3 separate regions of the Homo sapiens genome follow, and regions 2 and 3 are each linked to region 1. Evidence: read pairs that join two places in POLR2A ChIA-PET (ENCODE). Cell type or tissue: GM12878. All regions are shown on one strand. Region 1 overlaps ENO1 (enolase 1). Region 2 has its middle 9.9 kb from the start of GPR157. Region 3 overlaps RERE (arginine-glutamic acid dipeptide repeats).

Region 1 (2,500 bases):
TCCCAACAATCTTCTAGCATCTGGGGTCTTTTGTTGCTTAAAGTTCATTAATATCCAAGTAGAAAGTTCCACCCATTGACTAAGCAAACCACTCTTACTGGATGAAGGGAATTCTTGGCATCCTGTGAGAACCCTCAGGGTTCCCCATAAAGCCAGTGAGAAACCCCACAGTGCTTGAGAGCCCACACAGCAAGCAGCCAACTCAGGCATTCTTTTGCCCAACGAAGTCAGGCCTCAAGGATCCTTTCTTCCTGAGGGGGAGGGGAGGTGCAAGGGGAAGGGAAGGGCTGGGGTTCCACTGCTAGGCCTGTGACTCACAGATGGTGACTCAGCTCCGACTGGCAGTTCTCTGTGAGTTTAGCACCGCTGAGTGATTCTGCCTGAAGCTCCTTTGCCAACCTCACCCACTCTGTCCATCGCGCCATGTGCTGGAGGTAACACAGAGCTACAAAGGCACTGGATTTTCTTCTTAAAGGAAGGAGTTTCACAATTCTCTAATTTTTCATAAGAAAACTCCTCCTATAGGGATTGACAGCCAGGTAAAAATGAGAGCCTCCAGACTATTCCAAAGCCTACAGGTAAAAACTGTCCTTGATCCTTGCTGAAGACTGATTTCTAGTCACAGAGATAAAGGTGCTATATTCACACCTGCTATCCCTCCCCTTATCAAGAGATACCATCCTATCACACTGTATCCTGCATTTGGTCACAGCAAGCTGTCAGCCAACAACTAGTGATGGGCCCCTTTAGGGACAAGGTCTTGTGGTATCACCTTACTTCCTTACTTCACTGACTTAGGAGCCAACTTATGTGGTTTTAAGCCAAGGAGCTGGCAGGATCAGGCGGGGTGGCTCACACCTATAATGCCGGCACTTTGGGAGGCAGAGGCGGGCAGATCACCTGAGTGAGGTCAGGAGTTCGAGACCAGCCTGACCAATATGGTGAAACCCCCGTCTCTCCCAAAAATGCAAAAATTAGCCAGGTGTGGTGGTGCACACCTGTAGTCCCAGCTACTTGGGAGGCTGAGACAGAAGAATTGCTTGAACCTGGGAGGCAGAGGTTGCAGTAAGCTGAAATCATGCCACTGCACTCCAGCCTGGGTGACAGAGCAAGACTCCATCTCAAAAAAAAAAAAAAAAAAAAAAAGAAAAAGAAAAAGAAAAAAATAAGCCGAGAAACAGCAAGACACTGGCTCCATGCCTAAAAATTCCCCAACCCTCACAGTCAGGAATCACAACCTACTAGCATGTGCAGACAGAAAGAAAAGCTTTAACAGATTTTTTTTTTCCTAAGGCTCCAGCATTTGTAGAAAATTTTTAAAATGAAGCACGGTGGAAGGAACCATGGAAACCAAGGAGGTGGCACATACCTTTTGAGGTGAAGAGATCAACCTCAACAGTGGGATTCCCGCGAGAGTCAAAGATCTCCCTGGCATGGATCTTGAGAATAGACATGGTGAACTTCTGTAGAAGAAACACACAGTTCATGTTTTCCATAAGCCATAATGCTGCATTTCCTCACTCATTCAAGGAATCACTTCCGAGGTTCGTGGACTAGAGAGAATCAGCACTGGACTAAATACTGGATGTAGGAAAGCTGGCTAGGGTGGGGGGAAAAGCCTGCTGGAAAGCAGTGAGAATTCTCCTAATTAAGTAGTTAGGGCCTAGCTGCGGAAGGCCTTAACCTTTTTATGCCTAGTATTCCATTACTGGAACGCTAAGGGCGTGGGAGTTACTTTTATCCGACTGCTCAAGTCATTGCCAAGGTCTGATTTTTCACAAAAAAAGATTTGCAACCTCTGGCATAAATGGGTTAAACCCTAGCAATTGAGGTCTTGTTCTGTAAGAAAAAAGAAAAAAAAAAAAAGAGAGAGAAAAAGCCCACAAACGTGTGTGCCCAGGGAGAATCAAATCCAAATAGAAAGATGAATGTGTTGCTCGACGCAGAGTGGCCCAGGAGCTGTCTGAAACTGGCTATTGTCATGAGTGAACAATGAGGGCTGGCATGGGAATGGAAAGGAACCAAGAACAGACATGAAGGTCACAAGCAAAACCACCTAGGGCCAAAAAGAGGGTGGCGGGACCAGGGGAAAACCTTGCTTGTAGCAGAATTAAAACAAAATAGTGAATGAAGTTTGGACATAATTCTTCAGATTAATATTCACTTAGTAGGTATTTGATCAGAAATTCTGAGTTTGGAAGTCAGGAACAATGAAGTCCTTGGACCGTGTGATCTTGGCTACTGCCACTTCCTGGGACTTTCCAATTTCACAGTACTTGGGTCTTCAGTGTTGTTATGTCATTAATGATAACATCTTTATTTTATTTTAGTTACTTTTTTAAGAGATGGCGGTCTCACTATGCTGCCCAGGCTGCTCTCAAACTCCTGGGCTCAAGCGATCCTCCCCTGCCTTGGCCTCCCAAAGCATGCTAGGATGATTATAGGGGTAAGCCACCAGGACCAGCCAATAATGACATCTAATTATTTCTTCCCAACGGGG
Region 2 (2,500 bases), 260 kb after region 1:
CCACCTCCTAGGGTCAAGCTATCCTCCTGTCTCAGCCTCCTGAATAGTTGGGATTACAGACACACACCACCATGTCCAGCTAATCTTTGTATTTTTAGTAGAGATGTGGTTTTACCATGTTGGCCAGGCTGGTCTTGAATGCCTGACCTCAAGCCATCCACCCGCCTCGGCCTCCCAAAGTGCTGGGATTACAGGTGTGAGCCACTGCGCCCGGCCTTGATGGGCAGAATTCTAAACCTCCCCCTTCCCCAGCCAAGATTCCTGTCTCCTGGTTTTTCAACCAAATGCCAAACTAGGTACTGATGTGGGGGCATTTTTTTTTTTTTGAGACGGTGTCTAGCTCTGCTGCCCAGGCTGGAGTGCAGTGGTGTGATCTTGGCTTACTGTAACCTCTGCATCTGGGTTCAAGCGATTCTCCTGCCTCAGCCTCTTGAGTAGCTGGGATTACAGGCATATGCCACCATGCCCAGCTAATTTTTTTTTTTTTGAGACGGGGTCTCACTCTGTTGCCCAGGCTGGAGTGCAGTGGCATGATCTCAGCTCACTGCAACCTCCACCTCCTAGGTTCAAGTGATTCTCCTGCCTCAGTCTCTCGAGTAGCTAGGACTACAGGCGTGCGCCACCACGCCCAGCTAATTTTTGCATTTTTAGTAGAGGGGGAGTTTCACCATGTTGGCCAGGCTGGTCTTGAATTCCTGACTTCCAGTGATCCGCTCACCTTGGCCTCCCAAAGTGCTGGGATTACAAGCATGAGCCTCTGCACCTGGCTAGCATTTTGAAGATGTAATTAAAGTCCCATGGCTGGGCGGGCGGATCACTTGAGGATCCTTGAGGTCAGGAGTTTGAGACCAGCCTGGCCAACATGGTGAAACCCAGTCTCTACCAAAAATACAAAAAATTAGCCGAGCATGGTGGCGCATGCCTATAGTTCCAGCTACTCTGGAGGCTGAGGTGGGCAAATCGCTTTAACCCAGGAGGTGGAAGTTGCAGTGAGCGGAGATCATGCCATTGCACTCTAGCCTGGGCAACAAGAGTGAGACTTCGCCTCAAAAAAAAAAAAAAAAAGTCTTGTTTCAGTGGATCTTAAGATATAAAGAGATATAAAGATTAACAGAATGTGTGGTGGCTCATGCCTGTAATCCCAACACTTTGTGAGGCTGAGGTAGGAGGATCGCTTGAGGCCAGGAGTTCAAGACCAGCCTGGGCAACATAGTGAGACCCCTGTCCCTACAAAAAATTTAAAATTTAGCCAGATATGATGTCACACACCTGTAGTCCCAGCTACTTGGGAGGCTGAGGCAGGAGAATCACTTGAGACCAGGAGGTAAGCCATGATCAGGCTACTGCACTTCAGCCTGGGCAACAGAGTGAGACTCTGTCTCAACAAAACACAACAAAAAAACAAAGATGACCCAGATTGGTCTGGCCCAATCAGGTGAAATCTATGAAAGCAGAGTTTGGTGCCAGGTGTGGTGCTCACATCTTCATCCCAGCAACGTGGGAGGCTGAGGAAGACGGCTTGAGGCCAGGAGTTCAAGACCAGTCTGGGCAACATAGCAAGATCCCATCCCTACAAAAATTTAAAAATTAGCCAGGCGTGGTGGTTCACACCTGCAGTCCTAGCCACTCCATCACACCTGTAGTTCTAGCCACTTAGGAGGCTGAAATGGGAGGGTTGCTTGAGCCCAGGAGTTCGAGATTACAGTGAACCATGATCACGCCATTGTACTCCAGCCTGGGCGACAGAGTGAGACCCGTCTCAAAAAAAAAAAAAAAAAAGAAAAAGAAAAGAAATTAATTAACTAATTAAAAGCAGGGTTTTATTTGGCTAGTAGCGAAAAAGGAAGTCAGGGAGATTTAGAGCATGAGGGGAATTCTGTAAGCAGAGGGGTTTGGGGCAGTGAGGAGGAGAGATCATGCAGGGCTCAAAGTCAGTGTGAGGACTTCAGCTTGGATACACCAAGGGACACGGGAGTCACTGCAGGGCTGAGCAGAGGTGTGCCGTGGGCTGCCATGATTGAACACCAGTGGGCAGGCCGAACACGGTGGCTCACAACTGTAGTCCCAGCACTTTGGGAGGGAAGGCAGGCAGATCATCTGAGGCCAGGGGTTCGAGACCAGCCTGGCCAACATGGCGAAACCCCGTCTCTACTAAAAATATGAAAAATTAGCATGGTGGTGGGTGCCTGTAATCACTGTGGGAGGTTGCAGTGAGCTGAGATCACACCATTGCACACCAGCCTGGATGACAGAGCGAGACTCCATCTAAAAAAAAAAAAAGAAAGAAAAGTGCTGGAATTATAGGCATGAGCCATTGCACCTGGCCCATTTTAACCATTTTAAAGTATACAATTCAGTGGTGTTGATGACATTTGCAATATTGTGCAACCATATTTCCAAAACATTTCCATCACCTCCAACAGAAATCCCATACCCCTTAAGCAATAACTCCCCATGGCCTTCTCCCCCCAGCCCCTGGTAACCCTGATTCTACTTTCTG
Region 3 (2,500 bases), 110 kb before region 1:
CATACCTGTAATCTCAGCACTTTGGGAGACCGAGGCAGGCGGATCACAAGGTCAGGAGATCGAGACCATCCTGGCCAACATGGTGAAACCCCGTCTCTACTAAAAATACAAAAATTAGTAGGACATGGTGGCACGTGCCTGCAATCCCGGCTACCCGGGAGGCTGAGGCAAGAGAATCGCTTGAACCAGGGAGTCGGAGGTTGCAGTGAGTCAAGATCGCACCACTGCACTCCAGCCTGGCGACAGAGCGAGACTCCGTCTCAAAAAAAAAAAAATTAGCCGAGTGTGCTGGTGCATGCCTGTAATCCTAGCTACTTGGGAGGCTGAGGCAGGAGAATCACTTGAACCTGGGAGGCAGAGGTTGCAGTGAGCTGAGATTGCAACACTGCACTCCAGCCTGGGCAACAATGAAACTGCATCTCAAAACAACAACAACAAAAAGAAAAAACAAACAAAAGATCAAAAGGACTACAGCAGTGAAGAACAAAATTTCTAATTTTGTTAGAAATTAGAGGATTTGAACATGCCAACTGGTTTGGAATCTATAAAGTAATTCAAGCAAGAGACAGTGGCCAGGTGCAGTGGCTCACGCCTATAATCCCCGCACTTGGGAGGCCAAGGCTGGCAGACCACTTGAGGTCGGGAGTTCAAGACCAGCCTGGCCAACATGGTGAAACCCCATCTCTACTAAAAATCAAAAAATTAGCTGGATGTAGTGGCACGCACCTATAATCCCAGCTACTCAGGAGGCTGACGTGGGAGAATCACTTGAACCCAGGAGGTGGAGGTTGCAGTCAGCCAAGAGCCAAGATTACACCACTGCCCTCCAGCCTAGGCAACACAGCAAGACTCCATTGCAAAAAAAAAAAAAAAAAGAAAAGAAAAAAAAGAGAGAGAGAGAGACAGTGGCCTGAACTAGCGTAATGGATTAGGAAGAGATAAGAGATACAGGAAAAAGAAACAATACTTGATTCTATATAGTGGGGAGAAGAGAAGGAATCAACACAGCCCAGGGTTACTTACTTAGAAAATTGAGTAGCATTTATCAAAACAGGAAAACACAGAAAGACATGTTTGGGAGCAGGAAAATTCACAATATTGTGAAATTTAATTATATTTACAAAAGTTATATAAGGACTTAGAGAAGGTTTTAAGAAGGTTTTGTTTTAAGGTTTTGTTGGAAGCTTTCTTGGGCATTTATCTAATTTTAAAATGCAATTTAATGTTAGTTATGTTTATAAGTAGAACTGGATATTTAAACAGAATTCAACTTGAATTAATCAACATGTATCAAAAACTGCATTATTTTTCTTTTACCTTTATATAAAATGTACTGAATTAATGAATAGACTAATATGATTTATAAACTGAACTCAAGGCTCAAGGAAAATTGGACTTTAAACTTTTTAACAATAAATTGACTATTCATTTTCTACACCAGAAACTGTAAGTAGTTGGGTATCACTGGCATGTAGCATTACTGGTTGAAAACCGAGAAGTTCTAATTTGATGGCTTCTATTTTCTCTGGAAATGAGGTCATCAATTCAGGAAATGGAACGGAAGGATGGGTGGTATGAGAAAGTAGACCAGGAATCCAAGGTTTGATACATAATTGAAATAAAAGCAATGGAGGCCAGGCACAGTGGCTCATGCCTGTAATCCCAATACTTTAGGAGTCTGGGGCAGGACAATTGCTTGAGCCAGAATTTGAGACCAGCCTGGGCAACATGGTGAAATCTCATCTCTACAAAAAGCAAGTCAAAATTAGCTGGGTGATGTGGTGCACATCTGTATTAATCCCAGCTACTTGGGAGGCCAAGGCAGGAGGATCACTTGAACCAGTAGGTGGAGGCTGCAGTAAACCAAGATTGCACCACTGCACTCCAACCTGGGCTGCAGAGTGAGGCCTTGTCTCAAAAAAAAAAAAAGAGAAAGAAAAAAAATGCTGCTTATCAAAAAGGATGGGATTTCTAAATAAAAAGCTTTCTTTATTAAAAAAAATTAAAAATAGCCTGTAATCCCAGCACTTTGGGAGGCCAAGGCAGGCGGATCACTTGAAGGTCAGGAGTTCAACACCAGCCTGGCCAACATGGTGAAACCTCATCTCTACTAAAAATAAAAACAAAATTAGCCAGGCATGGTGGTGCACGCCTGTAGTCCCAGCTACTTGGGAGGCTGAGGCAGGAGAATCACTTGAACCTAGGAGGCGGAGGTTGCAGGGAGCAGAGATCACACCACTGTACTCCAGCCTGGGTGACAGAGCGAAACTTTGTCTCCAAATATAATATAATAATAAAATAAAATAAAAATGAATAAATAAAAGTGATGGAGAAAAGACGAGCTACGTGGTGGACAGATACAGAAGGACCACTTGAAATAGTCACAGGCCATTTGGAGTAAAAAGGCCATGACTTCATGAGGCATCCATTAGCTGAATGATGTCTTTTTCTTTAAAATTACTTAGTAGCATAATGACTTTCTTCCAAATAATGTAAAAAG

Evidence for each region. ChIA-PET counts read pairs that join two places held together with the same protein. Peaks named below come from ENCODE experiments on the same cell type or tissue, not always from the same donor. Only the 100,000 strongest peaks of a DNase experiment are listed, where the experiment ranks them.
Region 2: POLR2A ChIA-PET joins it to region 1 with 10 read pairs; 5 of 35 experiments call an interaction of 5 or more read pairs at or near these places.
Region 3: POLR2A ChIA-PET joins it to region 1 with 12 read pairs; 3 of 35 experiments call an interaction of 5 or more read pairs at or near these places.

The regions. Positions count from the first base shown.
Region 1 is chr1:8,873,455-8,875,954 of GRCh38, forward strand. It overlaps ENO1 (enolase 1), which reads right to left. Exons shown (of 12, transcript NM_001428.5): 2 at 1,370-1,463. The coding sequence starts at 1,454. Among named protein-coding and RNA genes, the nearest start is that of ENO1, 4.0 kb to the right of the region's middle. RefSeq lists enhancers at 1-435, 1-1,025. In GM12878, no CTCF peak of the experiment used is centred here; no DNase peak of the experiment used is centred here; H3K4me3 peaks cover 2,500 bases; H3K27ac peaks cover 1,857 bases.
Region 2 is chr1:9,137,757-9,140,256 of GRCh38, forward strand. No RefSeq gene overlaps it. Among named protein-coding and RNA genes, the nearest start is that of GPR157, 9.9 kb to the left of the region's middle. RefSeq lists an enhancer at 1-35. In GM12878, no CTCF peak of the experiment used is centred here; no DNase peak of the experiment used is centred here.
Region 3 is chr1:8,765,689-8,768,188 of GRCh38, forward strand. All of the region lies in intron 1 of RERE (arginine-glutamic acid dipeptide repeats), which reads right to left. Among named protein-coding and RNA genes, the nearest start is that of RERE, 51 kb to the right of the region's middle. In GM12878, no CTCF peak of the experiment used is centred here; no DNase peak of the experiment used is centred here.